Regions from separate parts of the Mus musculus genome. Here regions 1, 3 and 4 are each linked to region 2. Evidence: chromatin loops called from intact Hi-C (ENCODE). Cell type or tissue: left cerebral cortex. All regions are shown on one strand. Each heading gives the region's core, and the rest is flanking DNA. Links, peaks and the distances in the headings are about the cores only.

The links. Hi-C counts contacts between places; a loop is a spot of excess contacts. Peaks named below come from ENCODE experiments on the same cell type or tissue, not always from the same donor. Only the 100,000 strongest peaks of a DNase experiment are listed, where the experiment ranks them.
Region 1: a loop joins it to region 2, with 2.4 times the contacts of the local background. A loop is called at or near these places in 8 of 42 quality-filtered maps.
Region 3: a loop joins it to region 2, with 5 times the contacts of the local background. A loop is called at or near these places in 7 of 42 quality-filtered maps.
Region 4: it touches region 2 in a loop (2.1-fold over the local background); 12 of 42 quality-filtered maps call a loop at or near these places.

Annotation. Positions count from the first base shown.
Region 1 is chr1:92,644,338-92,652,254 of GRCm38, reverse strand. It overlaps Otos (otospiralin), which reads left to right and starts at 3,414. Exons shown (of 5, transcript NM_153114.2): 1 at 3,414-3,504; 2 at 6,379-6,571; 3 at 6,829-6,921; 4 at 7,047-7,073; 5 at 7,738-7,917. The coding sequence starts at 6,864. In left cerebral cortex, for the core only: CTCF peaks have their summits at 3,301 (motif pointing left) and 4,282 (motif pointing right); DNase peaks (open chromatin) are centred at 3,295 and 4,311.
Region 2 is chr1:92,890,918-92,898,834 of GRCm38, reverse strand. Ankmy1 (ankyrin repeat and MYND domain containing 1) reads left to right here. Exons shown (of 18, transcript NM_001347091.1): 4 at 2,623-2,766. It overlaps LOC115487694 (a small nuclear RNA gene), which reads right to left and starts at 6,049; the gene lies at 5,861-6,049. In left cerebral cortex, for the core only: a CTCF peak has its summit at 3,564 (motif pointing right); a DNase peak (open chromatin) is centred at 3,575.
Region 3 is chr1:92,514,873-92,522,789 of GRCm38, reverse strand. It overlaps Olfr1414 (olfactory receptor 1414), which reads left to right and starts at 4,275. Exons shown (of 2, transcript NM_147039.2): 1 at 4,275-4,474. In left cerebral cortex, for the core only: no CTCF peak of the experiment used is centred there; DNase peaks (open chromatin) are centred at 1,540, 3,531 and 4,419.
Region 4 is chr1:92,679,321-92,687,237 of GRCm38, reverse strand. No RefSeq gene overlaps it. Among named protein-coding and RNA genes, the nearest start is that of Otos, 34 kb to the right of the region's middle. In left cerebral cortex, for the core only: no CTCF peak of the experiment used is centred there; a DNase peak (open chromatin) is centred at 3,885.

The DNA.
Region 1 (7,917 bases), core at 1,685-6,684, 250 kb after region 2:
GCCAATACCAGAGTGCTCATTCCGACAGGGGACATGCAAGGCAATGGAAGTCATTTCTCCTCTTCAGTTTACAAACACGTCTCCATTTGCAGTGTGCACACACTCCTCAGCCTGCCTCTGGGGCCGGCAGCTGATTCTGATGTCTCCCTGGGAGCAAAATGGGAAGTATTCTGCTTTCAAGGCCGTGGGCTGGACAGGAGCCTCCCGGCCCTCCGCAGAGACAGATTTAGCACATGCTTCAAAGCACAGCCAGCCCTTTAATTCTCAGACATGGGTCTTGGCTTAGCAGGGCTCCATCCAGAATGAGCCTCCTGATGCCCCGTGCTGTGGGCTCATAATACCTGCTTCTTGGATGAATCGACGGGTTAAGAATCTAGGACAGTCAGCCAAAGCAAGACAGGGGACCTGCTCTTTCATCTCTCTGTTTCTACCAGCATCAGGAGAAAAGAGCCAAAAAGCCAGAGAGGAACCCAGTGGGTGGTCAGCAGGAAGTTCGGAGATACTGCTGCCAACTCCAGCCTAGACCTGCAGAGGCTGAGCCTAGGGGCCCCCAAGGGCAGCAGGACTGACCACGCTGCCCAGATGCCTCAGCCAGGCTGAGAAACACACTGAGTCCTGGTTCCCATAAATCCCAGCTTTCATGTGGTACTGAATAGGACAAACAATGGATCTATTTCAGGCCACAGAAAAATGGCCCAGCCCAGGGCTCCTCTTGCAGTTTGGAGGCTCAGCATAGTGGGCTCTGGAACCTGGCCCTGCGCAGAGTCTCAGGAAGCAAACAGGGCTGCTGGGCAGGCCCCATCTTAATCACAGGAGGATGTGGCTAAGGGTGGCCTCTGTATATTTGCTCCATCATGTGGGCACCATTGGCCCTTAGCCTAGGGTCATATCACCCAAGGAAAGAAACCCTCCCTGCCCCAAAGCACACCATGGCCTGTCTGTTTCACCAGGTGGGGACCACAAAGGGCTGAGCCTGCAGTCTGGTAGTGCTGGCTACCCACTCCTTGTTCTGTAGTCAGATGCATTTGTGTCCCTCCTCCAGACAGTCACATTCTGGGCCTAGCAGCCCTTCCTCCAAGGGGGACAAAGAAAGGGAAATGTGCCTCAATCAAGTGCCCTTTCTGAAGGCAACCACAAAGAAAATCCCACCTGAGAGCAGGCATGGCTAGGTGTGGCTTTGGTTAAAAACTGAGGTCCTGAACCAGGAACACTCAGCACCCGGAAAGGGTCCATACTGTGACCCTGGAGAGGTAACCAGGTGTCTTAGTCCGGGTTTCTATTGCTGCAACAAAACTATGACCACAAGCAAGTTGGGGAGGAAAGAGTTCATTTGGTTTACACTTCCAGGTTGTAGTCCTTCACTGAGAGAAGTCAGGACAGGAACTGGAGCAGGGCAGGAACCTGGGGGCAGGAGCTGATTGAGAGGCCATGAAGGGATGCTGCTTACTAGCTTGCTCAACCTGCATTCTCATAGAACCTAGGACCACCAGCCCAGGAATGACCCCACCCACAATGGGCTGGCCTTCCTCTATCAGTCACTAATTAAGAAAATGCTCTACAGCTGGATGTCTTAGAGGCATTTCCTCAACTGAGGCTCCTTTCTCTCTGATGACCCTAGCTTATATCAAGTTGACACAAAACCAGCCAGGCATGCATGCGAGAAAGGCAATGAATTGCAGTCCAGAAACTGGTGTTCGGGGCACTCGAACTGGGTGATAACCCATCATCCACACCACCTCTGCTGACAGAAAAACATTCTCCCAGAAACAGGATAACCCATTTACGTTCCTCCTAGGCTGGAAACTGAGCTAGCGGGTCCTTCCCTGCACCCCTCTAGCCCATGCCACAGGGCCTGGCTGGTTCTGGGAGCTCTGTAGCCTACGATATCAAGTCCTAGAGACATAACATTTAACCCTCCCTGTGGTATTAGAAACATGACAGACAAGTCACTTTCAGTTCAAAGGAACTGGGGGAAAGGCTGTGTTACGGCGAGCAGAGATCAGAACTCTGCAGTGGTCTGAGGTGAGAGAGTCACGTCTGCCCAAGGGCTTCTTCTAAGTAAATGGGCCTGTATGGCACTGGATTGATGTCACTCCTGTTGCTGCTGACCTGTGTCTCTGGTATCCTGTCCCCTGACTGGAGTCCAAGGCAGATCCTTCGGCTTGTGTCAGCATGTCCGACGTGGTGAAGCCCTTGTGGGAAAAGCTCAGATGACATCCTTCACAGCCCAGGGTCAACACCAGCCCTTCCTGGGTTCCTGGGAATCTTTTCCCATGATGCAGAGAAATGCAGATGACAAAGAATCCTGTGAGAAAAAACAAACAAACAAACAAACAAAAAACCATGGGCCATGTGAGACCCATCCTTCTGTTGGGGGTCGCAAATGACCACAAGCTAAATATTCCTTGCTGGGAAGGGTATGTACTCCACCTCTCAGGGAGGCAGCTGTGGTGAACCAGGCAACTTCCCAGTGAGATGCCTGGCTCAGTGGTTCAGTTAACCCTTTATGTCACCGAGAAGCCACCAGTGGAGCTTCCTGCAGTCAGGGCAGGGCCTATAGCAATCCCTGGATCCTTGGCCTCAGCAAGATCTTTCAGTTCTGCCTGGGCTGGTTTCTGGATCCATTAGCCCCCAGGAACCCAGATGCTCTCTGTGCGTATTGGGGGTGCAGTATTGATTCCAGATGGTGGCCTCAGGTAGCGCCACACCTATCTTGCTCCTGCCTTCTGATCCCAGGCTCAGCCTCCAAAGCAGCCCGCCTCTTCCCATACTCTATGGGATGACAGCAATAGACACCTGCTTGTCTGTGCACATTGTAAGTGTGTACACACCTGTGTGTGCATATGGTGTTGGGAAGATGAGTGTTTCACCTAAAGTGAATATTTGGGGGTGGGTGGGTTGGGGGACAGATCCCTGGAGATGTTTGAGACATGAAACTTCCGCTAGAAAAGCTGGTCGCTTGAAATTCAAATGTAACCATGCGTCCTGTATTTCTTTCAGCCACACTGGAGTCCCTAGGACCCCCCAACCCCATCTCATCCCAATCCAGGTCAATTCTTCGTGGTTTCTGAAGGGGTACTCGCCGGGGTTGACCTGGGACCTTTTCAGAGAGTCTATGGTCAGTTCAGGAAAAGAACGAGGTATTTTAAAAGAAGGTGATCACATGCTTTCACATTTCAGCTTCAGATCCGTATGCGGTCAGTCTTATGACATGGAAGGAGACTTTGATTATTCCAGAACACAAACCCTGTCCTGTGGGCCAGCTGCACAGGAGCCTGTGAGCATGGCGCCCCCTGGAGGCCATCTCAGAAACATTCCACTCCAAGCTCTGAGCCTGTTCTCCAAGCAGCCTGGGACCGGCTGTCTCACCCCAGGCCCTTCTAGATTTCCTGTTAAAGCTGCCACACCCGCATCAGCTGTGGTGGCGTGGAGGGACTTCCACCTTGACAGGCTTTGCCAAGTCAGCTCAACACGCTCCCAGAATTCTCCCTTTTCATGTCCAAGGTAACATGTTTAGTTAAGCTCTTTAAAAGTCCGATAGGGATGTGTGTGTTTGAGGACAAACATGGGTGACATTAGAAGTCTGCGCCCCCCTCCTTTGTAGGAGCAGGGATGGCACTTCCCAAAGGAAATGTGTCTACCAGGGCATGTTTAGAGGGACAAGGGGCAGCATGACTTCTAGAACCTCTGAATCCCAGCTCTGTGTGGTCACATGACGCCACTCTCCTTGGGTTTGAATCCAGCCAGAAGACTCCAGCCCTGTCAGTGAGGTACTGCTCAGTCCCTGGGACACCCGGGTACTCTGCAGGCACAAGCGGGAGGGCAATGCTGCCATCTGGGACGGAGGACTTAGGGCAGATGTCAGTCTGGGAGATGTGAGGAGAAGGCAGACTGTGAGCCATCACCCCCTACACCCCAGTACTTATGCTGGCCACGGTCCAGGAAACAGGAAGTGACTCTAGGATCAGTTATAAGCCACTTCCGAGGCTTTGCGGGGCTCGGGGATGTATGAACAGTGCAAAACACAGGCGGACCATTCCGTGGCAGAGAAGAATGCAGGAAAACACACTGGCACGATGAACTGTGGCCTTGAGACTTTAAATTATGAGCACCTGCCTGTGTCCATGTTGGGACAGCTCAATGGATGATGGTAAGCTACTCTGGGCTCTGCCTTCTAGGAGAATGAATTTGGGTTGCGCTAGCATTTCAGAGTACAGGCAGGGGCATCTGCGAGGCTCAAGGAGTAATTATTAGTCAGATGTGGTGTCCATGGATGGACAGCAGGGGGCGCCAGATACCTCTGACTCATTCCCAATCCTGGCGTTCGTTACCACAGGGTCCTTTTCAAGCTGACTGCCACGGGAGATAACAAGGGGCCTCTGTCCAGCAGAGTGGCCTTATACATCTAAGCATCTCTTGAATCCAAGCAGACAGACTGTTAAGACCTTGGAGGTTCCCTCCGAGTTTCTGTGTGGGGCGGGATATTATGCACTGGATATCATGCAGGCTTCTGAGCAGTCACTGGGCAGGTTTCAAGTTTGCCCATCCTATATGGTATTGTTCCTGGGCCCGACCTTTGGGAGCTTTTGAGAATTCGAACTCTTCCCTGCCCTCAAGCATTGAATTTTAGAAGGAATCCTAGCAATTATTAAAGGATGGAATCCAGTGTTTTGGGATTCCCATCAAATGTAGGAATGCAAGGGCCCTGGGGAAGGCATTTACCATTAAAAAAAATGACATTTACTTATTGTGTATGTGTTTGCAGTGTGTTCCAGGTGTGTATGTGTAGGTCAGAGAACAACTTGTGGGAGTTCGTTCTCTCCTTCCAGCATGTGAGATGTGGGGATCGAACTCGGTTTAGCAGCAAGCACTTCTACCTGTTCAGCCATTTTAATGGTCCCTCTTGAAGGCAGAGTGGTCTGCAGGAGAACAGGGAGACAGATGGGTGAGGTGCAAAGGAGATGTGTTCTGGGTGGGCGGGGGCAGGGGGTGTCTCTGTCCAGGCCAATGAGATAAGGTGTCTGAAGGATCCAGGCAGAGAGGAAGTGTGTAGGGGTGGAGATGTGGTGCAGGAAAGAACGTGTGTCCCAGGAGGTTTGGAGGACCTGGGAGATCAGGACCTGGGAGATCAACTGACCACTATAAGCCAGGGTAAGTAACAGAGAGTTGCTGATGGTGGGGCTGTTTTTATTTAAAGCTTTCTTACATAAAATAATAAATGAAGGAAAGTACACACCCACAAAGGGAGGAGAAAGCAAATGAATACCCATAGTTTCCTCTCCCGGGCTCACGGCTGCTGGTTGGCAAATTCTTATATTAGGTAAGCAGTCTCAAACCAGTCTGCATGGTTTCTTTCATGCCGTGCTTCTTCCACAGGTGTCTTTCCATGGTAGCCTTCAGATAGGGGCTCATCAGGTGGACAGTTGATTGCCTCACCCTGGCAGCCCTCTATGGCCAGATGCGCAGGCTCAGGGTGTCTGCTCCTTTGTGCTCTGACTAGAGCCTTTCTCTTCGCCAGATCCTCTTGGTCTGTGCTATAAATCAGGGCTGTGAGCACGGCTGTGCTGTAAACCAGGGTCGTATGTCCTCATGAATCCTATAACTGGAGGTGGTTCAAGGACCCTGGCACAGCTGCCCTAAAGCACCACACCTCTTGTAGCACAGGGGCCAGGGGGTTGGAAATGAAAGCCAGAGGCTTTCTCCTCCATGGCTGCACCTCAATGCTACTGGATCATACGCCAGCTCTGGGTCTCTGGTTAGATTTAGGCTGTTACCTGGAGAAGGAAGGGGACTTGAAGGGACCCTGGGCCACACAACTTCAGAACAGGGTACCAGAATCTTTGAGAGTTCTGGGGGGATTGAGAAACAATGGAGACTCTTACCCTGGACCTCGGGCCTGTATCCAGCAGGGTGCTGGGACCTCACAGGGCACAATGGAGATCATCAACCTGGACTTAGGCTCTGCACCAACAGGGTGTTGAGACCCAGGGGCGGGTCCATGGGGCTACACTTCCTCTGACAGGTGGGCACAGGTTCTATCAAGGGATAACCACAGAGGTCTGAGCTTAAGGCCCTGGTGTTTACTGCTACTTATCCTCTGGCCTTCTCTATTAGAGACTTGGAGGAAAGCTCTGATCTGAGGGAGGGGTCCAGCTTGGCTCACACTTCCTCTCTATGGCTGCTCTACCAGTGTAGTGTCCTGGGTGAAGGAGTGTCTGCAGGCTTACAGAGGCCACGGGATCACAGGGTCCTGTAGCACAGCAGGGGAATTTCAGCAGCCCCTGGATCAGATGTAGAAGGAGGGGCATTAGATGGACGTATGCTGGACTCAGCTTTGAAAGTTTATGGCAGATTTGATCTGTTGTCTGATGCCCCCAGCTGCTCCCACAGGCCCTCCTGCCAGCAGAGAAACAGAGACCTACAGTCCTCTGCTGGGGAATGAAATATTCAGTTTGATGGCTCAGGAAGGTGACGCTTCCTTCCTTGTCCCAGCCCTACTATAAAGAGTAGCCGGAACATTGGCAGTGGCCCCACAAGGCTGCAGATTGCACTGAACAGACCAGCAAACAAGGTACCCTCTGGGAGGGTTTGGACTGCTCTCTTAACAGACAGGGTGGATCTGGTGTTTGTGATGGGGGTGGGAACGGGAGAGACATCTCTTAAACAGTCAAAATTGATAAGCTCTCACCTCAGAATAATGGCTGAGAAAAACAGAAACAGAAGCACTTATGAAAAGTCTAGCATTCCTAAGGGTGGTCCACGGCGGGGTGGCAGGATGGGCTCATCCTAGTGGGCATCGTCATCATCCTTGCCTTCCTCCTGCTGCAGGTGGTCCTCAGTGAACTGAATTGCCCTTGGTAAGGATGCAGGCCTGTGTGCTGTGGTGGCTGGCCCTTGGCATGCTGCTGGGGATTCCTGCAGGTGAGGGGCCACTCTAGCCATAGCTCTCTTGCTTTTCCATGCCTCTCCGTCAAAGTGTCCTTGTCCTGGTCTGCAGTGGTTAATGGAGGTTCGCCCTAGGTGATGGCTCTCCTTTCCTTTTGCAGGAGCCAAGCCAATGCCAGAGGAAGCAGGTAATGCTTTTCGATGTCTTTCTCTCACTGGCAAAAGGTACTGGCGCATGCAGGTGGGTGGGGGAGCAGAAGCTGCTCAGCTCTGGCAGTGGGAATGCTAGGTCTCCTAAAGTATGGCAGTGCAAGTCCTGCTGCCAGGGGGAAGCTGTGCATGCTGAAGGATCCAGGGCCCCATCAGGCTGGGCCTTGTCTTCTGCCATGTGAGAACACCCGGGCAGAAGACAAATGAATGGGCTCTTTGAGTCCCACCCTCAGTTTGATCTCAGACTCTGGGTACTCTCAGGAGTCCCAAGACCACAGAGGTGGTCTAGCCTGTGCTCTAGAACGTGGGTGCTGTGTTCTCTGAAGCCTCGTGGGCATGTCGCCTGAACTCCCCCTCTCCCCTCCCCCACATCATCATCTTCTCTGCTCATCATCCTCCAGACAAGGACAAAGCCCCACTTTGTTTTGTCCTGTCTCCCTTTTCTTCTCTTTCCATGGGAGCAGGTACTCTAACGGGTAAGAGGTGCATTCAGAGTGACTCAGACTCTACTCCTGGCTGGGAAGGTGTCCTCCTGGTGTCAGACACTGGAAGCACCATCCACTTGGTCTGGCTGTATAGAAGATGCTCTTCTAGCGGGGATAATGAGACAGGCACCGAGACTACCTGTGTCTTGTCTTTCAGATCCCCACACACAGCCACCAGCTATGCCCTACTGGCCTTTCTCCACCTCTGACTTCTGGAACTACGTGCAATATTTCCAGACCCAGGGCGCCTACCCACAGATCGAGGACATGGCCAGAACCTTCTTTGCACACTTTCCTCTGGGGAGCACCCTAGGCTTCCATGTTCCCTACCAGGAGG
Region 2 (7,917 bases), core at 1,137-6,136:
TATTTATGTATTTTATGTATATGAGTACACTGTAGCTGTGCAGATAGTTGTGAGCCATCATGTGGTTGTTAGGAATTGAATTTTGGACCTCTGCTCACTTTGGTTGGCCCTGCTCACTCTGGCCCAGATTTATTTATTATTATATCTAAGTACACTGTAGCTGTCCTCAGGCACACCAGAAGAGGGTGTCAGATCTCATTATGGGTGGTTGTGACCCACCATGTGGTTGCTGGGATTTGAACTCAGGACCTTTGGAAGAGCAGTCAGTGCTCTTACCTGATGAGCCATCTCACAGCCCCTCTCCCCACTTCTTCTACAATGTTCCCTGAGTCTTGGGAGTGGGAGATAGATTCAGGCATCCCATTTAGGGCTGAGCACTTATCAATCGCTTTGACAAGTTATGAATCTCTGCACTGACTGCTGCCCACTTTGAAAAAGAAGCTTTTCTGGCCAAGGTTGAGGGCGGCACTAATCTATACATATAAATAGTTAGAAGGTGGCTTAACAATATATTGATCTGGCAAAACAACAGTAGTAAGTTCCTTCCAGGAGAGCAAAATGTTTTAAAACTTCAAATTTCTGCAGAGACTCACATATTCCACCTTCCTGAAATTGCTTGCTGTTTAAGATTAAAATGATGGCAAGGATGCTCTCAACTATAAAATGGAAATGCACCTAAGATCCCTAGGCTATACCCAGGACCTAAGTGGAGACTTCTGGGAGGCAGGGACCCAAGACTGAGCCCATGACCACATTTGTCTGTGCTTTCTGGTATCAGTGATTGGGTAAGATGGCTCCGTATATAACAAAGGGGGATGCAGTGTGTCTGAAGCCCGGTAGGGCCACCAGGGAAGTAGTGCTTTGAAGCCTTGTGCTTGTTCTGTTTTTCTATTATGCATGACTAGGGCAGCCCAGCAGCCCTGGTGCTGCGGCCTTTCCAATCTGATGCTGCTCATGGCGTCAGGGAAGTCATGGGCTCCTCTTCTAGTCCTCTGTTCTATGGTGCGACTCTGCCTGTGGCAAGGCACAGTTTCTTTAATGTGGGGCCAAAGACTAGAGTTACCTGGTCCAGTCCTTCCTCCAGCATCTAGGCCTGATTCAAGGCCACTGATTCAAGAAACAGGAGAGGGAACAGGAATTTCTCAGCCTTGTTTCTAAAGCCCCATAAGCCCAGCTCCAGTCAGGCTATGTTGATCCAGGCAGCTGTGGCCTGGGGCAGGACAGAGGTAGGCATGCTGTGGCCATCTACTCTTTCTGGTGGGAGCATTTCAGAGCAGGGGAGTTACATGGAGGTGGAATGGGGTGGGGAGTGTATATAAATCACTGGAGGTATATTTACCTAGAGGAGAGCAATGGGGGTGGGGGGAGAGAAGTTGTTCACGATGGGGTCTTAGGGTTTCATTGCCGTGAAGAGGTATCATGACCAAGGCAACTTTTATAAAGGCAAACATTTAACTAGGGCTGAGTTACAGTTTCAGAGATTCAGTCCATTATCATCATGGAGGGAAGCATGGCAGGATGCAGGCAGACTTGATGCTGGAGGAGCCTAGAGTTCTACATCTTGATCCAAATGCAGCCAGAAGGAGACTGTCACATTGGGCATATCTTGAGCTTAGGGGACCTCAAAGCCTGCCTACACAGTAACAAACTTCCTCCAACAGGTCACACCTCCTAATAATGTCACCCCCTATGGCCTAGCATTCAAACACATGGATCTATGGGAGCCAAACCTATTCAAACCACCACAGATGGGGTCTGAGGAGAATTGAGGTGTCAAGATAGGAATAAGGGCATGAGTCCTCTAAGACCCAGAATGGGAGCCCCCAGCAGTCCTGGAAGACATGGGTATCAGGAGCCAGTTTGGGACTCCATGTTGATGGTGATGCTCGAGTGTTTGTGTCTCAAGTCTTCATCTGGCTTCTCATTTGCCCATTGTTCATGGCTTCTTTACATACCATAGCTAAGGGCTCCTGGCCCAGCATCTTCTGAGGATGGAGATGCCACCTAACAGCATACAGGACAAGTACAGAGCCTGGGGGATTGGTAACACCTTCCTTCTCTCTCCCATGTCCTTTGATATACTCACCTGACATACTTACTTGAAGGGCTCAGGCAGGACAAGGACGAGCAGAGGCTCACAATGGACCCAGTACTGAGGAGTCATCATAAATCGACCCTACTTTGTTCTCAGCCAGGCTCAGGGTCCCCCTACCAGCAAGCATCCTCCAGCCAGCTTGGCCTCTGTTACCTGATAGAGAGCTCATAGGGTGGGGTCAGGACTCCTAGGAGGGGAGAGCTCTGCCAAACCTAGAGTGGGTGCTGGCCTGGCAGCAGCTCTATGCAGTTCTGAACTTCCCAAGCTAGTCCAACCCACAGCAGAGGGTAGGGAAGGTGAACTCGTGGGCTGGCTGCCTGGAGACCTCTCTGGGTATTCTGAGTGACCAATGCCAGTTATCACATTGGCTACCTGGACTAAAAGAAGTCTTGTGTCTGGGTTCCCAAGAGGCCTATCACAGCCTTGTAGTCCTCATTCAGCCAGGTGTTGTAGCCTGGCTTAGCAGTCACCTACAAAGGTAATACCCCCTCTTCGATAGGAGGCTCATGGACCTCTCCTCTCCATAGGCCTACCATGGGCAGTTTTACCGGGACCATTTCCATGGCCTGGGCACCTACACGTGGCCGGATGGCTCCAGCTTCACAGGCACGTTTTATCTCAGCCAACGAGAAGGCTACGGGACCATGCACACAAAAACAATGTTATTCCAGGTGAGGAGATGCCGTGATCACATGATAGGCGGGACTGCCCATGTGTTCACGAGGGTCTGGCTGCTGTGTGTTCACTCGAGGGGCAGGGTTGCCATGTGTTTATATGAGGGGAGAGGCTGCTGTGTGAACACATATATGAGGAGTGGGGCGCTGTGTGCTCATGGGAGGATAGTACCACAGTGTGTGTATGTCTGGAGGGGCCTCTGTGTGTTTAGGTGAGGAGTGGGTGCAGCTATTATCTAGGACACTAGAGAAAAAGATATTCAGGCTTTGGGAAAGTTAAAACAGAGGTAGCTTTCTCATTTTAGTGACTATAATACTAATAATAAGGATCTAAATAAAAAAATGAGAATGTGCCGGGCGTGGTGGCGCACACCTTTAATCCCAGCACTCGGGAGGCAGAGGCAGGCAGATTTCTGAGTTTGAGGCCAGCCTGGTCTACAAAGTGAATTCCAGGACAGCCAGGGCTACACAGAGAAACCCTGTCTCAAAAAACAAACCAAAAAAATGTACCATGAATACTTATTTTTAATATATGAAATAGCTCTTTCTTATACATATTATTTAAAATTTGCCTTTTTCCCCACCCCTTAATTTATATATACATATACTTCACAATTATATGCAATCATATATTAGAAAGTTTTGAAAGTTTCAATGAGTGTAGGTTTGTGTGCTCTGGGTACTGAATGACTCCCTCCCCCATATCTGGGCCCCATGCCTTTGTAGTAAGTGTTCCCTCCAGTTAGCCATGGCTGCCCTGCTGCCTGTAATTGGGCCTTTGCTTGAGAGGGCCACAAGGTGGCGCCCTGCAGAGCCATTCTGTGTCTTCCTCTTGGCCTGCAAGGCAGATCCAGCTCCATAGCCCATGTGCCTGTTGTTTCTTTGGTTATTGAAGTCTCTGTGATGTGGAATCACCACAGCTTAACTGAAAGAGCTTTAGACTGTTTCCTGTTTGGGTCGACTGTGAATAAAGCCGCTATGCACACACGTTTAGTTGGATTTTGTGTGTTCATGTAAACAGTAAATGCGTGGTTTTCGTTTCTCTGGGAAAACTTGTAAGTGTAGTCTGAGGGCCATGTGTTGGGGTGCTTCCCTTCTCTGATGTTTGTCCTGACCAATGGATGCAGGGTGGCAGTCTGCATCCTTGTGATCCCTGCTACACTCCCAGCCCCCCCCCCCCCTTTTACTTATTTTGAGATAGCGTCTGATCAAACCGCAGAGTCTAGCCTTGAACTCACTGGGTAACCCAGGCAGGTCTCAACTTTGCAATCTTCCTGCCCAGCTTCCCAAATAGCTGGGGTTACAGGCTATTATCTACATGCCTACCAACTTTATAGTCTTCTTCTTCTTTTTTCTAAAACCTGTTTGTTCATGTGGAGGTCAGAGAACAACTTTGTGGAGTTGGTTCCACGTTTACATTGGTTTGCAGAATGGACTTCTGGACAGTAGGTTTGCATAGCAAGTCTCTATCTGCTGAACCTCTCATCCACACAAGGCTAACTTTTGTTTTTTCTAAATAAATTCCTCTCCTCTCCTCCCCTCCCCTCCCCTCTCCTCCCCTCCCCTCCCCTCCCCTCCCCTCCCCTCCCCTCCCCTCCTCTCCTCTCCTCTCCTCTCTCCCCCCCACCTCTCTCTCCATCCTGAAGACCGCATGACCACAGTTTGTTTCCCCAAGTCCCTCACTCCCCACCTCCCCTCTGACTTCCCCCATTCATTCCTCCTCCATTTCTCTTCAGAAAAAGGTGGATCTTCCATGGATAGCAATTAACCATTGCAAATCAAGTTTCAGTAAGCCTAGGTACCTCCCCTCATACTGAGGCTAGAGGAGGTGACCCCGAAGGAAAGGGTACCTAAAACAGGCAAAAGAATCAGAGGCAGCCCCTGATCTCACTGTTAGGAGTCCCACAAGAAGACCAGGCTACAAAACTGTAACCTCTGTGCAGAGGGCCAAGGCCAACTCCCAAGTGCATTTCAACAGCTGCTGACTGACCACAGTATCTTCCTGACTCACAGACGTTTGCTGTTTGTATTATTTTAAGTTGAATATAAAGTTTTTGTTTTTTATTTATTATCCTTTTGTCTGTTGACTCTGCCGGTGGTTGAACTTGGTAAGTTAGAATGTCTCAGCACCATTGAAGAAATTTAAAATGACTCCTTACAGTTTCAGCTTTATTACTCTGAGACCATGTTATTTCTTTTATAGGTAGATTTTTTTAGATTCATTACATGTCCCTGGTATTTGTTTTATGCCCTTTTATTATAATAAGCTGATGTACCCTTTTTCAAAAATAATCGCTTCAGACCAGGTTTAGTCCCAGCACTTGGGAGGCAGAGGCAGGTATATCTCTATGAATTGAAAGCTAGCCTGGTCTATATAGCAAGCTCAAGGACAGCCAGAGCTATATATAGAGACTCAGTCTCAAAAACGAATAAATGAAAAAAAATAAAATAAACAAAAACCCTCTTCACTGTTTTATGACCCAACGTCTAATTTTAATGTTAATAAAGTTATATAAATTTGGGGATATTATTTTCACTGTGTCGTGCCTGTCACCATAATTTTAAATACTTTTGGCAGTGCTGGAGTGGAGCCCAGGGCCATGCACATGCTAGGATACACATGCTAGGATACACATGCTAGGATACACATGCTAGGATACACATGCTAGGATACACATGCTAGGATACACATGCTAGGATACACATGCTAGGATACACATGCTAGGATACACATGCTAGGATACACATGCTAGGATACACATGCTAGGATACACATGCTAGGATACACATGCTAGGATACACATGCTAGGATTATGCTCTCCTGAGCTACACCCTTAGCTCCCATAGATCAGACCACAAAGATTTTTTTTAAAGGGGGAAAAAAAAAGCAAGATATCTGAAGAGCTTTGACTGTCAGTTATATTTAAAAGTGATATTTTGGAAAGATTGAACTAAATACAAATTCTATAGTAAGATGAATTCTCCCTCAGGACAAGAGATGTAGCCTGTTTGGCAGAATGCTTTTGGAGCATCCACAAAGCTCCGAGTGTGATCAGCAACACAGCATGAGCCAGTGTGGCAGGGCATGCCTGCTGTCTACATGATGTTCTCAGGAGGACCGGCAGGCTAAGCTCATTCCTGGACACTTATTTCAAGGCGAGCCTGGGATATATGAGACCCTGTCTTGAAAAAAATTAGAATTCTACACAATTTTTTACTTGCTGTAGTGTGGCTACTAGAAAATCTACACTTGATCTTAGCCAAAAGGCAGAGAAGCGATGCTACTAGAAAATCTAAGCTCATGTGTTTTTAGCTCATGGTTTCTCATCTGCTTTTGATGAGGTGTGCCAGTGTTAGTAGACACAAATTTGGATGAAGCCTGCTGCCTTGTGTGTACTATTCTGACTTCACTATCCAACATTCCCCTCTCTCTTTTCTCAATCCCTTCATTTGGATTGGCAGAATATTGAAAAAAACCATCTCCCTCCATTATTATAAGAGCATTACACTCTATCCTTTTCGGATGCCCCACAGCATTACAGTACAAGACAAGGTCTCAGTTTGAAAATTGCAAGACTGAGTGTAGACTATTTCAACTCCATTTTCCTACTTTGAGTTATATACTGTTTTAATAACTATGGAAAGCACACATTTCCATATTTTGGACAGCATATCAGGAGATGAGTGTTTTGTTGTTCCTTTTCTACATCGTTCTTTAGGGCACAGATTTTTTGAGACTCTTGTATTTCTGTGTTCCACTTGGTTTTATTATAGAGAAGTGCTCCACTGTGCAGATATCACATGGTTTTGCTGTTGTTTTGTTTGTTTGCTATTAATTCACTGATAGACGTTCTTTTGAGATCTTTTGAATTTTTGGTTACTGCAAACCACTAAGAACAGTTGCCTCTCAGTCTTCATGCAGGCACATGTGTGTGTTCATTGTTAAAAATACCTAAGAACGAGGGTGCTAGTTACAATGGTAAGTGTGCAGTGAGTTACAATGGTAAGTGTGCAATCAGTTACAATGGTACGTAAACGTGTGTAGTGAGTTACAATGTTAAGTGTGCAATCAGTTACAATGGTAAGTGTGCAATCAGTTACAATGGTAAGTATGCAGTGAGTTACAATGGTAAGTGTTCAGTAAGTTACAGTGGTAAGTTGCAGTGAGTTACAATGGTAAGTGTGCAGTGAGTTACAATGGTAAGTGTGCAGTGAGTTACAATGGTAAGTGTGCAGTGAGTTACAATGGTAAGTGTGCAGTGAGTTACAATGGTAAGTGTGCAATCAGTTACAATGGTACATAAATGTGTGTAGTGAGTTACAATGGTAAGTGTGCAGTGAGTTACAATGGTAAGTGTGCAATCAGTTACAATGGTAAGTGTGCAATCAGTTACAATGGTAAGTATACAGTGAGTTACAATGGTAAGTATGCAGTGAATTACAATGGTAAGTGTTCAGTGAGTTACAGTGGTAAGTTGCAGTGAGTTACAATGGTAAGTGTGCAGTGAGTTACAATGGTAAGTGTGCAATCAGTTACAATGGTAAGTGTGCAATCAGTTACAATGGTAAGTATGCAGTGAGTTACAATGGTAGGTATGCAGTGAATTACAATGGTAAGTGTTCAGTGAGTTACAGTGGTAAGTGTGCAGTGAGTTACAATGTTAAGTGTGCAATCAGTTACAATGGTAAGTGTGCAGTGAGTTACAATGGTAAGTATGCAGTGAGTTACAATGGTAAGTGTGCAATCAGTTACAATGGTAAGTGTGCAGTGAGTTACAGTGGTAAGTGTGCAGTGAGTTACAATGGTAAGTATGCAGTGAGTTACAATGGTAAGTGTGCAATCAGTTACAATGGTAAGTGTGCAATCAGTTACAATGGTAAGTGTGCAATCAGTTACAATGGTAAGTGTGCAGTGAGTTACAGTGGTAAGTGTGCAGTGAGTTACAATGGTAAGTATGCAGTGAGTTACAATGGTAAGTGTGCAATCAGTTACAATGGTAAGTGTGCAGTGAGTTACAGTGGTAAGTGTGCAGTGAGTTACAGTGGTAAGTGTGCAATCAGTTTCAGTGGTAAGTGTGCAATCAGTTACAGTGGTAAGTGTGCAATCAGTTTCAATGGTAAATGTGCAATCAGTTTCATAAGACCACT
Region 3 (7,917 bases), core at 1,501-6,500, 380 kb after region 2:
GGGCTGAGAGTCTCTTAATGGTACATGCTAACCCCACCCCATTGTACTTGACAGCGTGCCAAAGGTCATCGTGCTTAATAAGCCAAGGGAAACGAAGACACCGAGAGAGAACCAAAAGGATCGGAGCATCAGTGTTTACTCTCAAATGACGTGACATCCATGTGGGGGCCACCCAGGAGTCAGCCATCCAACGGGTGAATCGAATGACGTCAGTGAGCACAGACGCACTGTGAAATAAAACTGAGCTATGGCCCGAGACAGGGAAGATAAAAATTAAACCTCTTGTGATGGTGTCAATAAGGCAGCAGCCATTAATAACAACTGCAGCTTGTTACTGAGAACACCAAAGCCCTGAAAATAGAAATGAAGGAAGAGCGGTCAGGGTAAACATGTGGTTTAGATGAAAGTGAAGTGCTGTAGTTTTGTGTGACACCGACACACTCAGTGCATTGTGGGGGAGGCGGTCAGGTCTGACCAGGGGCAGCTTGCCTGGCCTGGCTTGTGGGTCAGTTCACTTTAATGGATATTAACTAGATGCATTTGTGGGAGCTTATAGAACTGCCCCAGCCTGCACAGATCATTCATTTGAGACAGCAAAGGACAGCTGATTGGGAAAACGGGAACAATGACTTTTAATTAACACATTAGAAGCTGGGGTGCTTATGAACCGATTATCGCTCTGTAGCACAAATAGCCTGGGTAAAGACGGATGAGCTGGACACCCAGAGTAGTCAAAGAGCAGCAACGTGTAGAGGCAGGGCCACGTGCCGAGGGGCGGCCTGAAATCTATTTTCTTTATTGCAATCTTCCTCCATGACGAGAGGATGCCAACCTACTGCCATGGGTTGTCTGATCTCACCAGATTCTGTTATTTGGTTGGGGAGGATATAGACCTTGCACAAGCTTTGCTTGCGATAAAACACTAAATTACTGTTGCGGTACTAGCAGAGAGTGGAGATCAAGCTGGGGCTGGGAGAAAGGATGCTAACCTACATACTCACATAGTGAACATCCCCCTTGACGCTCTTGATGCTGCTACTGTGGCTGGCTGTCCACCTGGAAGAGCCCCGTGGAGGAGCAGCTCCCATCCCTGGGCATATGGACCTCACCTGCCCAAGAGAACCCCCGAGGGAAGGCCACGTGTGGGGTATGAACAGAAGCGGGCTACTGCTGACTTGCCAAAGGAAATGCAGTGGTCCCTCAGTGTCTTGGGAATCCTGTGGTGATGAGCACAAGAATTCTGGGAATATCTCCAGCCCCTGCTTTGAAAACAGCTCCCAGCTGAAGTCCGCGGCCGCCACCCAGTGGTAGACGCTGGAATTTGGGATTTAAAAAAAAAAAAAAAAAAAAAAAGTGTGCTGTAATGACAGGGCCTCTTGTCAGGATATCCAGAGTGCTACCGACCTAGACACTGCCTCTAGTTCTGGTCGGCATAAAATAATCTGAAAATTTGAAATTCCAATAAAGGCTGGGTAAACCTCTAAGATGAATTCCCAGAGAGTTCTGGAATGAACAGGAATGGCTACCAGGATAGTGGACCTGTGTTTTTCTTCCGTGGCCGAGTACCAGAGGGACTGACAATCCTGTCCCCACATGGGCAGTGTCCAGGAAGCAGCTCTCAGGAGGTTCTTCCAGCAACCAGCTGATGAGACTGCAGATGGAAGAAGGAAGTTTCTAGAGACTGATGAGCAGTGGTTGGGGGCAGGGGTAGTCGAGGGGGTGATAAGCAAGAGCCCCGTGTGGTCTTCCCACTGACTCCAGCAGTGGCCAAGAACCAAGCTGTGTGGCCAGTGGGAATCTGGTCTGGTGAAGGAGGATGCCCATGTGGGAGTAAGGTCCTGCTGAGGGTGAATATGGTTTCCCCCCATCATGTTGAGGCCTCATGCCTCAGGTGGAGTGGGAGATGGGGGCTGTGTGGGCGGTACTGAGAGCATGGGGTGGAGTCCTTCCAACAGGCTGTTTCAGGTGGGCCTAAGTTCTTCCTCTAGGACTGTCTTGGTTGGTTAGTTGGTTGGTTTGAGAGTGTCAGAAAGCTGAGCCTGGCTCCCCACACACTTGCACACTCTTCCCACGTGCCTGCTCTTAACCTCACGTGCACTTTTGCTGAGGGATACACTTGCCCTCTCCTGACACGGATGGGGCCCTTGATCTTTATAACTTCTCCGACTGCTGTGATATTCCCCTAAGCAATCTCTTTTCCTTATACATTACGCAGCTCCAGGTGGCTTGTTGCAGCAATGGGCTAAGACACGGTTTGTCGGCATCGCTGGAAGTCTGACAGATGCTACTTTCCATCAAACAGTGGTAAATGCAGACTCACCGCTGCCCAAGGCACTGAGGATAAATGACGGATGAGCAGCCAACCCTGAAGAAGACATTGAAAGCGCCCCCTCCACAACTCAGGGAGCATTGTTGAAGAAAGGACAGAAAGAATGCAAAAGCTGGAAGATAAGGACAAGGACAGTGAGTGATGAGCCGTTCTGGGCAAGACTGAGCCCTCTGAATCATGAACTCAGGGAGGTGTGGATACCTGTGCTGGATCTGCATGATAATGGGTTTGTCAACAGACAGCAGTGGGCAGAGGAGGGGCCCAGGGGGCTCTGCCCATCACTGGTGAACTATTCGCTCCTTATGGATTCAGAGAGAGAGAGTCAGTGGCTTCAGCTGTTAACACACTGGTGACCCCACCCAGTTCCATTGAATAGGTGTAATCCAGCGCTTACACAGATGGTCTGTGTTAAACCAGATGGGTCAGAAAAATAAAACTTAAAGTCATGCATGTGGGGAAGGGATCTGAGGAGGAGGAGGTGAGCTGATGGGCTGGGGGAAAGAGAAGAAAGAATGGGGGCAGGGAGTAATCAGAAATATATATATATATATATATATATATATACTGTGAGATTGTCATTAAACCAAATTAATTAATAAAAATAATTTCTCTTGTAACGTAATAGACCATCTAACAGAGGCAAACAGTGCAGGCAGCCATGAACACAGCAAAAGTCTTTCCACTATGGGCAAAAAGCACCTTCCTGCCAGGTGGCCACACAAACCTCTCACTCTTCCCAGGCAATGCCAAGAGCTTGGCCTCCTTGATTCTATACCTATGACTGTATGAAGGATGAAGGACTTGTTATAGCCATGATTATTTTATAGGTTTGGTTTGGTCTATGTTGCCCAGGAACTGGGAAAGGACCATCCACGCCTGAGTTCACAGGCTCTGGCAGGGACTGATGAAAAGTGCTTTGGCTTTTTCTGGGAACCTAAGAAGATGCCCAAATGGGCAATGAGCATGTGGGGACATAAGACCCACCTACGCCATCCTGTGTCCAGACAGCTCACTTGTGGGTTCAGCTGGCTCAGCAAATAACACACTGTAGGACATGGGACTATTTCCAGCTTTGAGAGATTGTGAAAGGAACAGCCATATAGATGGAGGTATCTGGAGTTGTACATGAATATATGTCTAGTTTTACAACTCAATAAGAAACTGCTAGACGTCCTTTACAGAGCAGCTGGACTGTCTTGCTCACACTGGCAGTGTAGGAGAGTCTGCACCCACCACCATCCGGAGCTGTCTGGTGTTCTATTTTAGCCTCTCTGAGAAGCTGGAAGGCCTGCTTGGTTGTGTTTGATTTGTGACACCTACTGGCTGATGGGCGATTATGACTTTGTGGAAAGGTTGGTTGGGTTATCAGCTCGCTTCGAAACTGGACCGAGCCTTGTTCTCTCTGATGGCCTTGCTGAAGATATAGGTAGCTTGAGCCTACCTATACTCTGGGACTCACTCTCCTGCCTGGGATCAGTGGCTTCTATCACTCTGCCCACCTGGCAAGTCTGTTTGTCTTAGACATAAGCCGTGATATTTGTTCTGGTCCATCACAAGAAAGATGTCTCTGTCTACATCAAAAGTTCAACTTTGCCTTTTCACTCATGAGTGATGACAGTCATAAACTGCAGGCCTGAGTAGGGCCTTACCTCAACCTCATCTTCTGGACTAGACCTCGTCATCACTCTCCACAGAGACATGTCCCTCCCTGCCTTGAAGAGCAAAGGTGGCTCCAGTCAGGACAGGGCCATGTAGCCAGAGTGAGGGAATGGAGAGAAGCTCTGCCCAGGGCCTGAAGGCTTGGACAGGGTGCTGGGGACAAGGAGCAGAGACACCAAAAGGCCTGAGTTCCTTGCTAGCCCATGCCATCCAGCACAGGAGACCAGGGCTAATTGGCGGTGTGGGGCAGACACACTGTACTGTGGGGTAATTGGGCCCTGGAGTCCCACGTCCTCGCACATGGGGAAGGAAGCTTCCCTTTTCTCTCAGTGCCTCCTTTAAACCAGCTGTGGCTCAAGTGGGCCAGCTGCTCTGAGGGATTAGCCAGGCTGCAGCAGAAGCCAGGTGTCTGGGGGTGACAGTGGACAGAGAGAAGTGGTTTCAGAAGACTGAGGACAGACACACAGACACCGGCAGATCTCCAAGGTAGGGAATCACTGATCTTGGCACTGATTGTACCATAGAAATTTCCATGCTCTCAGCATCCTGTCTCCTGTTGCTATTTGCATGCATTTTCCAGCCTCCTCACACCCACTGCTTCTAACATTCTCTCCAATACTTACTATTCCCACTCTTCATTTTGTGCCCAACTCCGTGCACATGCCCCTCAGGAAATGTCCCCTTGACCCTGACTTCAGAAAAGTGGATGAATGAACCTCAAGAGGGCTGACATCTGCCTTGCTCCACTTGTTCCTCACAGGAAGCTGGCCTGTTCCCCTGAATACACACACACACACACACACACACACACACACACACACACACACCACACCCAGCCTGCAGTCAGCTGGAGGGATTCAGGCAGGGGCCCCAGAAAACCCATCCTTGCAGTATCCAGTGCTAATAAACCAACCCTGTGCAGTGCCAGGGCAGGCAGGACTGTGAGCCAACTACCATTTCCAGAACCCACCTTCACCATAGCCATAGGGTGTTGATGGATCAGAACCAAGCCTCTGGGAGGACTGCCCCTGTCTGTGGTCCACCTGATCACTCTCCCCTTTGTTGCCCTGCTTTTTCTTGCTCCCTCTCTCGCCCATTTAAACTTCTATTGCCCCATTTTGGTGAATCCAGAAAGAACCACAATTCTTTCTTGTGATTTGGAAATCTGAAGGCCACAAGCACGGGACTCAAAGGAATGCAGAGAACAGCTTCCCTCTAACATTTCCCATCAGAGTGAGACTGCCCTCTTTCCTAATGTCCTCCTGGACTCCTGCCTAGACTCCTTGGGTAGCTAGGCACGCCCCTGACTGTAAGGAAGACCCAGGACAGTTCTACCTCCAATCCACCCCAGGCTCTGATCCTAGCAAAATCCAACCATCCTTCCCAGTCAAGCTCTAGAGAGAACCACTAGCAGCTCCAGAGTTGGCCTGGATCTAGGCAGGGCTGGAGACTCTGGGGACAGGTGTGACAGAGGATAACCATTTTTCCAGGGCCCCTCACTTCCCAGGCCCTACCATGGTTGTGGTCTCACCTGCCTGCTCCTGCCCACTGCCACTCAGACTGCAGAGTGGCTTGTCGTGGGAGCCTCCACACTTGCCAAAAGTCTTGACAGGCAATGGAGGAACAGGACTTATGCCCTGTGCCCCTTTGCAGTGCTATTGTGAGCCTCATTGAGGCCTCCATGCCCAAGGTGACAGAGAAGTAAAGGGCGAGCTGAACTGAGAAGTGGCAGGTAGTCTCCAGATTTCCAGTTGTCTTTTCCTGAAAGGACTCTGTTCTGTGCGCAAATGTGTTCCCATCCCACTTTCCCATTCTGTTTGCTCCTGGTCACTAGCCAGACAGCCCCAACCTAGTCCTGTGCCCCTGAACTCCCAGCAGGGAGACCCTGCTTGGCCTGGCTGGAACCTCACATCTCTAAATCTCTAACTGTCCCTTCCTTCCCCAGGGGCACGGCCCTGAAGTATTTCCAGTCTTCCCCTTGGCCCATCAAATTCACATCTGCTGCTAATGATTCATTGACCAGGGTCATCCTCGACTCTCGGGGTCTGGATCAAGAAAATGTGTCAGGCACTGTCCTTAGCCTAAGTCCCATCTCGTCCTCCTAGAGGGATCAGAAGCTCCATATATGCACCCTTCCTCTGCTGGACCTCAGTGCACTGATCATTTCCAGTGTGGATCAGCCCAGCCATCAGCCATCAGAGTGACACTGATCTATTGGCCTCATGTGTCCTTCAAATTCTTTTCTCCTCTAGTCCACACAATCCCTTCAACTGGACTAGCCCTGACCAACTCCACATCCTTCAGCTATGCAGTAGGTAGTCTCTGCCTTCTTCTTCCCAGGGAGCCATGTGGCAGGTCCTTGCCTCTTCGAAACTTTTCCCAAGTGTCACTTCTTGCTGCTGTCCCCACCCAGCTGTGCCCGGTCCCACCGACCAACGCCCTCCAGCTCAGCATCAGCTCCCAGGCTAGGAGCTGTGCATCTTGACCTACTTTCTACTTTACTAAAATTCATAGTCTATGAAGGTGGTGAGGCGGAGACAGTGTATTCTCCTGGTTGATCCAGTTGCTTGGAATGACTGCTCTATAATGGGCACTCCGTGAAACTGGATGGACCATTAAGTGGAGACAGGCACCATTCCAGTTTTGCCATCTGACCTCTGCCTTCTGGGGAGTCCTGCGTATAACTGTTCACTCCTGGCATTTTTCATGGTGTCCATGGGCACCAAAACCCAGCATGACCCTGATTTCTAGGTCCTCGACCACAAGTGCACTTCCCAGTACCCAAAGCCCCAAGAAGCTAAAAGCCATCTTTATGGTCACCAGAACAGTCTTCGTTTCCATCTGAGAAGGTCCTAGTCAGCAGGGACATTCAGAAAGACCACTTTTTTTTTTTTTTTTTTTTTTTGGATACAGGCTAGCCTCAGGCTCATCATAATCCTCCCTCCTCAGCCTCAAGAAGACAATTTTTAGCGTCTATTTAGAAATCCCTCAGTTATAAGAGTTGTGGTTTTTCTAAATGAAAAGTTCATGCCTTCTGAAAATTGGGACAATTTGTCTATGTCTTTATCCCCTTTGGAAGCAGGTACAACAGGAAGCATTGGTTTACTGTGGCCATCATGAAGAGCCCGCTCGGTGTACCTAACCGTGGCGGGGTGGAGGTCACTCTGAAGGCTGTGGGTTGCTTTGATCACATGAGGACCAACTTCCTTGAGATGATGGGTGTGTTTCGGTGATAGGTTTCGACAGCTCACTTTCTAGCCCTGACCTCGGAAGTGAACTGTGCTCCTGTGTGTGTGTGGCTGCTGTTCTGACCAACCTCAAGGATACTTCCTGGGCTCGCCTCAAGTTCTGAGAGTGTAGGACGTGAGATCTCTGCGAGTGCTTTTCCTCCACAGCCCCTGTCAAGCGGTGGAGTTAGGAACTGGCTCCCTCCCACTAAGTCAGGGAGAATCCTCCATGCTTGGAAGTGGCTCACACGGAGCAGGGGGGATCTGTGGTCTGCACTGGTGAGACTTCAGGGACAGTCCCTCTTCTCTGACACTTCCTCAACAGCCCTGGTGGCCTCCTGGTGACACCAGCTCTATTGTCACCCCTCGGCATTCTAATAACCCACACACACACTTGAGCCTCTAGCACTCACCCTTACAGGACTGCTTTTAATACTGTGCTAGAGGGTGCCTCCTCTCACTTGTGAAGGGACCGGGCTGGCTCACCTGCTAGGTGCTTTGTATAAGATGTGTTAATGTTATAAGGCTGTGACTGCTCCCCTTTGCTTCTGTCTCCTAATACTGTTTTGTTTTTGCTTTTTTGGTTTTGTATGTATGTATGTATGTATGTATGTATGTATGTATTTTTATTTATTTATTTTGGGGTGTCTGTGGGGGTCTGATACTAAGTTGAATTAAGTATTTTTGACAAAAGATTATATA
Region 4 (7,917 bases), core at 1,129-6,128, 210 kb after region 2:
GTGTGTGCGTCTTTGACAAACACAGAGCGAGGTGGGAGGTGTGAGTAGCCAGCCATAAGCTGCTCGTCCCTGGGGACAGCAGCGGTGCGGAGGAGCTGCCCGACACAGCCTCTTACATCTGTATTTACTTTGCTGAGAGAGAATGCATCTGCGTGCTGATCACTGCTTCTTCAGAAAGGGCAGTGGATATGTGCCCAGCATTGCATGGAAGAGGCAAAAATACAGTTAATCTCTCTCCTCAAACTACAAGCTGAAATAAACCTTTCTGCACATAAATCACACCTCGTTAGGCATTTTGTCACCGCAGTGAACAAGGTAACCCGCCATCCCATCCCTTCTCTATGGCTCCTGGCATTCACATAGTAGGAAAGTGCTTTTTGAGCCCCCATGTCCCAGATTCACCTAGCCATTGAGCTCCTACTGTGTCCCAAGCTCTGTCCCAAAGCAGATAGATAGACAGAAGGTGACAAGGTGTGTGTTGCAAGGCTGACAGCTGGCAGCAGTCCAGGAGAAGGTAGACCACTGAGGTGGGAATATACATCTAGTCAGAGTCCTACAAGGCTTCAAGGCACACAGAACCAGCTAGACAAAGGTTGAATATGGTGGGCAAAAGAAGAGGAAGAAGAGAAAAGCAAAGAGACACCAGAGGGGAATAAGTCTCTGTTTTTTGTTGGTTTGTTAGTTTTTACAACTGTTAATATGGAGGCCCCCGCCAGAGAGATTCCTGTTATAGCGTGCTTGAGAGTGAGTGTGCTAACTAGAGGGCCAGGAAGGAATGAGGATGAAAACACAGGAACCCAAGGCTCATGGCCCTTTGTGGGCCATTGCTATAGCAGCTGCATCTCTCTCCTTTGTAACTTCTGGGCTTTCCCACACAAGCTGTGTTACACATGGCACAGGTGAGGGAGAATTCCAGGCCTGTGCCAACCAGCTTCGTTCATGCGTTAATGCTCTGCTGCCCTCTCCCGTCCCTGCTGTCCCTCAAGGGTCCCACATAGGGTAGGTGTGCCTCTGGATGGCAAACTTCCAAATATATGGAAGCTAATTAATATCCCACGGGTCAAAGAAGGTAAGGGGAACACTAGAAAAATAGTTTGAGCTGGTGAAGAAACACAATTTATAGTATAAATAATAAATACCTATATTAGAAAAAAAGCAAATAAATCAGTCACCCCCCACCCCCGTCCCCTGAGAAACTAGAAAAATAGCAGCAAGCCAGACCAAAGCAAACAGAGTAAATAGGAAAGAACAGAAATCGCTAAAATAGAACGTAAATAATGGAGTGGATTAATGGTGGTTTCCTCAGAACAAAATAAATAATCTCCCCCACCAGACAGACCAATCCATGACCAGCCATTTATAGAAAAACAAACCATGAGTCACCTGCCACAGGAAGGAGGGGTTGCTTTGGATGCTAAAGACATCAACTTCCAAAACAACTCTATGCCAATAACTCGGCTGTCAGATGGAAGAGATGAACCCACTTGAAGTTCATTGCACCCAAACGCGCACAGGTGGAAACACAAACTGTGACCAGGCATCCACCTAAAGGAGAGGTCAAAGGTGAGAGAGAGAGAGAGAGAGAGAGAGAGAGAGAGAGAGAGAGAGAGAGAGAACCACTCTCTACAAGGAAGACTTCAGGGTTCTGTGCTTCCATCAACAGATTGAAACAACATTCAAAGGTGAAATAACACTGTGGAAACAGTGGGGCATGGGTCTGGGGGGCCAGATGGGGGAGTAGGGAAGACAAACACTACAAAGCAACTGCAAGGTCAGTTTCCTCGTGAAAAGAACTTAAAATATCCTGCAACATTGTAGCAAATATGCCAGCCATATCCAGTATATTTATATTTGTATCTGTATATAAAATACATGTGTATTTATATGTATTAAATATATAATATATATTAAGTATATAATATATAAGTATATGGACATTTTACATATGTATATGAATAAACTTGCAATATAGGTGTATGCATTGCTTCTATATGATATATGGATAAATCTGAAACATGTAATGTCACAAGAATAATTACCTATTCACCCATGTGTCATGGTGGGCACAGCAAGCCCTGTGTGAATCAATGGCCAATGCAAAAGCGAATGTCAGGGAAGACAGAATGCATACTGTGGCTGGGCTTTAAAAAGGCACACATTAGTTACAGGCCGACTTCAAAGATGGGCTGTCTCCAGCTGGACTACATTCTTATCAGAGACAGGAAAATACATTTTGGCTTTTGAGACCAGCAGCAGCTCAAACACTTAGGAAATTCTGTGCTGTAAGAATAGACAGATTCTTCAGTGCATCTTTAGATATTTTCCCACCCCAGTCCATGTTTGATAGCTCTCTCTCTTTTTTTTTCTTTTCTTTTTTTTATTACATATTTTCCTCAATTATATTTCCAATGCTATCCCAAAAGTCCCTCATACCCTCCCCCCTACTTCCCTACCCACTCATTCCCATTTTTTTTGACCCTGGCATTCCCCTGTACTGGGGCATATACAGTTTGCATGTCCCTCTTTTTAAGTGTAAGATTTACAAGCCACACCCCAAAATATCTAGGTTAAATTTATATAAATTTTTGTACATTATACATTCATATCTGCATTATTCACATATAAATAAAATATGTCTGAAGTTTCTTTTGTACAGTTAAATACATATGCACATAGATAGAAATGTGCATTGAAAAAATACTCTTGGGCTGGAGAGATGGCTCAGCAGTTAAGAGCACTGACTGCTGCTCTTCCAGAGGTCCTGAGTTCAATTCCCAGCAACCACATGGTGACTCACAACCACCTGTAATGGGATCTGATGCCCTCTTCTGGTGTAACTGAAGACAGCTATCGTGTACTCACATACATACAGTAAATAAATCTTAAAAAGTACTCTGCATGTCCGTATCAGCAAGCCTTCCACAGATACGTGCCCATATTTATAGGTATGTGTACTCAACATGTATATGAATATGTGAATACACATTCCATGATTGTGATTCATGTATGTGTATAATATGATCAGAGTTTAACAGTAGAAACCAACAACTCAGTTGATCAACTCAATCAAATAAGTCGAGGAACCAAATGACCCCAGTAGCTGTTACAAGCATTTGAGGAACGGGGGAGTACACATGTGCACATGAGGACTGGAGTCTGTATCCTCAGCACACAGATAAAGGTCAAACATAGTGGTGCACACCTGCAATCTCATCCCTGGGGAGGCACAGACAAGGAGGTCCCAAGGGCTTGCTGCCCTATGTGTACCCATGCAGGAAAACAAGCTACACACACTGAATAAATGAAGTGCTTTTAAAGGGAAACAAAATCCCAGTTTCAGGTCTGTTTACAGTTTTGTGTTGATCTACATTCATAAACGCCCTGGGGCACATGTGGGCAGGTTAGACACGCCTGCTAGAACATACAGAGCAACCTGGGAAAGAGACCCTATAGTAATTTGAGGCTTGTTATTACTGGGTTGGGTGTGGAGTTCAGCACTGTCGCACATGATTAGTGTGAGCGAAGCAGTGTGTTTTGTACACACCTCCCCCACCAATACACTATTGACTGTGGTGGGAGAAACTCTCTACTGTGACTCAGCACAGACTCCAAGTAGCTCCTCATGGCTCCCATCTTGCCCTGGAACAGCTGAATAGCCAAGACAGCCCTGGGAGATCTTCCAAGCTCCTGCCAAGGCCTATCACCCTGGTATATCTATACCATGCTTGGCTTTGTGGAGGGATCCTTCCTGCGGTGGCAGAAGAGTGAGCGGTGTCATAGAGAATATAGAGACAAGCCATGTCCCATCCTGCCCCATCCCTTTCTGCTTAGTCATCAGCAAAGCTTCCAGGAAAACAATCACAGTTCTGCTGGCGGCTGGGGCACAAACAGGCACAGCTGTTAACTTCGTACTGCGTGGGTAGGCCAGGGCCATGACTGGGTGCCAGCCTGCCATGGGAAGCTTCAGGCGGAGCCAGGTGCACACCTTCAGAGGCTGCGCAGATAACTTGCTGTGGAACCGGAACTAATTTCTTCTCATGTGCTGACCCAGAGGCACAGCCCTTACTTAGCTCCTCTTTTGAGACCTGGCCTGAACCTGCAAAGAAAGTGAGAGATTGTCAAGAGGACAATCAGTCAGCAGAAAGGCACCATATGGTTCAGAAGTCTAGATACCTAGTGTGTTAGCAGAGGTGCCTGCAGCATCCAGCAGTGGCTGGGTTGGTAGCCTTGACCATCTCAGAGTCCTTGTATGTAACCTTTGCAATAGCTATTGCCATCTGAGCCTGGGAAGTCTTTGACAGAAGAGGAGGATGAGAAGACAACCTGACTGGAAGATATATATATATGTATATATATATATATATATATATATATGTATGTATGTATGTATATGTATATGTATATGTATATGTATATGTATATGCCTACCTTCCTGTAGGCCCCTTATCCCTCTCTCTCTAGAGCAATGGAACCATCATCTATGAGCCTTGGAGGAGAGATGGGCTCACTCTGAGGGTCACCAAGCCTTGGCTCTGAGCTGTCTATTCTTCCCATTCCTTGTGAACTCTTAGTGAGGTGCTGCGGAGGTGCCTCCTAGATCTGGGTTCCTGGGAGAAAATCCAATCCAGAAAGACAGTTGAACACAAAGGATGGAAAAGCTATGTCAAGGTCAAAAGAAGCATGTTAGCAAGTCACTAGCTAAGGCTGGAGATTCCCGAGGCACAGCAGCAGACAGGGGTCTACTCTGTTATGAAATGTAAGGTTCTCTGTGGACACAGACACATGATCAGGGAAGCAAAGATCCCCCAAAGCCTCATGTTAGATGCACATGGATGAACAGCAGGCTCTTGCTGTAAATCTGTAGTTTTACTCATTGTCTTCTCTGCTCGGCTTTGCTGCAAAAGTCCCCTTCCCCATTCTAGAGACCATGCCTCTATTCTGTGAATCACCAGGGGCTGAGTACCCTTGCCAGTGGGTTCTCCTTTAAGAGTCTGGCTGCCCACTTGCTGAAGCACATTCTACCACCGCTGTGGGTAGGAGTTAAGGCTGCCCAGCTCACACTGACTTGGGGAGCAGATTCCCCTCTTAGACTTGGCACGTGCTCATCTTCCAGCTCCCTGCCCTTGATGGAACTCAGAAGCCCAGACCCACTGGACACAGAGCGGGAGAAGGAATCCCTGCCTGATGAGGGTGGAGGTGGCAGGAGATAGGGCTATGACAGATCCAGGGTCAGGGGCACTTATAGGGTGAGGCCCATGGAGGTTGGACACGGACTCTTGCAGAATGAGGTCAGTGGGCAGGACTTGTCTACCACATGCAAATCAAGATGTATCCCAAATGGATGGTAGGAAGGATGGAGTGTGGCCATAGGACTGGGGAGTGGTGGTGGTCTGCCCAGGTCCTGCCAGGACAGTAAAGCCAAAGGACAAATGGACAAGGGATATGCCCTGGGACATCTTGACCAAGGGCTTAAATTAGGGCAATAGATTTTATGATTTCACTCTTGATTCAGCAGGTTTCTGTTACTCAAAAGTTGTCCAACATTTTGAAGAAGGCATTTGCTCTGCACCCCTCCCAACACCCTGCAGTCATGAGACCTACTATGGAGTAGAAGATCAAGGCTGCTTCTTGGCACTCAGGCCAGGCTGTTGGCCAGGACTTAGCTGAGGGCCTGGAACTGTGGGTGGTCAGGTTTCCTAGGTGAAAAACGCAAGTCCTATCTAATTTTTGAAACCTACAGAGAATCCAAAACAGGCCAAGATGAGTACTACTGGCCAGTGTAGAACACTGTAGCCCACTGTAGGACCTTGCATGTGACCAAAACACCCTTGCTCAGTACCCTGCCAGGGTGCACCTAGAGGAAATGCCCCCAGTCAAGAAGGGAGGAGGAAGAGGAAACTCACTGCCATCTGATGGCATGCAACAGTCACTGCCATTGCTATTCACAAGGTCTTGTCCATGTGAGGAGGTTGGGCGAGCTGGCCTCCGCCCAGGAGACCCAGTGGAGTGTGGCAGCTGCCCATGGGGTAGGGAGGGAAGGTTGTTTGTCAAGCAATCTCTTTTGTTCGGGGGAAGCCTGCTGTAATCTTGTATTGTCAGGGAGTAAATTCAGATGAAAGGCAGTCACACTCAGAGCTTGATGGCCCGGCCTTGGGGAGGACAGCAGCAAGATGATGGATCCGAGTTTCGGTGTCTGCATGTTAAGGACCTTCCGCTTAAGTGGTGTTTATGGGCACCAGCTGAAGGTGTATTTCTCCTACCCTTTGCCCTGCCTGACAGAGCTGGCCCCGCCCACTGTCCTCTCCGGTTTCCATCTCTCCTCCACATTTTGATTAGGTCAGTGAAGACTCAGGATCCACCAGATGCTCTTTGAGCCGGGGTGGAGGGAGGGTGGGGAGGGGTTTGGGGGGGGTGCAGCTTCTGGTGGCTTCTGAATGGAAATGCCCCGGCGGGAACTATTTTTAGATGGTGATGCTGGGGCTGAAGGGGGGACTTGCAGCTGCAGCCTCTTTGTGTAAAACGGGGTATCACGGGGGGGCAGAAGACATCCGTGGAATACTCACCCAGCTGGGATCTAGCAACAAGAATCCATTTGGGGCACAAGGTAGCACTCTGGGAAGTAAATGCTTAAGAGCCAAGAAGGAGCCGGGAAATTGATCACAGATCCAAACTGGGCCTGAAATCGATCACAGATACAAACACTGCCTGCTTCCCAAACAGGAGTGAGATTTTTGGATCCCAGTTGAGCAATCCTAGATTGGGGTTCTCTGCCTTCCCTAAATATCAGACTCTAGACTGTGGACCCCACAGGCTCACCTAGACTTACTCATGGGCTGTAGTCTGGAATTCTCTGATGTAGAAGCTGCACAGTAACATCTGTCCCCTACCTATTCCCCAGGCAAGCCCCTGACTCCCAGCTGGTAATATACGGGACTACTCAGGTCTGCAGGCAGAGGAACAGGAGCCGCCTCGTTAGGCAGGGTGGATGGCTATGTACTGTGGCATATGTTTAGAGGACAGAAGGGAAAGTCTTTGAAGAAGGACACGGGGCCTTTCTGCTCTATGTGGCCAAGCTCTGTGCCATCAGCTATGTGGGGTCCAGTGTAGGCAGGACCAGAAAGGCAAGGGCATCTTCGCTCATATGGTACCAGACCCACAATGTCCATCTGAGTGTCACAGTGACTGGGGGATCACAGATCAACCCCTTCTTCTTCTGGGCTTAGAAGGGGTAGGATCCCTAAGTTTGAAGCCTAGCAGGCCTCCAGTGGCTTTAGGGATGTGTAGGTATCAGCTGCCTGTCCAGGTAAAGTGGTAAAAGGAAATTGGATGCACTGGCATCCAATGGGTACTCTTTGGCAATGATGCCTTTGAAGATGGCACAGAGACCAATGGACTGACTTCAGAATGAGAGGAGAGAACCTCCCTATCCCCTCACGTGATGCCCTCAATGGCAGTGACTCCGGAGAGTGTAACCCACAGCACTCTGAGGTAGTCTAGGAACTCTCAAAAAGGAAGGCATGGGGGCTGGGATGGAATACAACTGGTACATCCTCATGTGCAGCTTCCTTTGAATGCCCAGACTGTTGAAGCCTGAAATACACAAGGGACAAACACACATGCTTATGTATAAATTATAGATGTAAATTACATCTTGTGTTATGTATCAATTGTTTGTGAATTATACATACATAATTTATACATAAATTATGCACCATATTTATATAAATACATAAAATACTTTATTCATATTTATGTCTCATGTATTTAGATATTAATATACTCCTGCCTTTCAGCTTTCTATTTTCATTTAATAATTGATGCTGAAATTCTTCCCATGTAGGACATAGGGATCTATCTAATTCTCTCCGATGGCTGCTTCCCAGGCCGTTCCGAGGAACGTCTATCACTAATTCATCC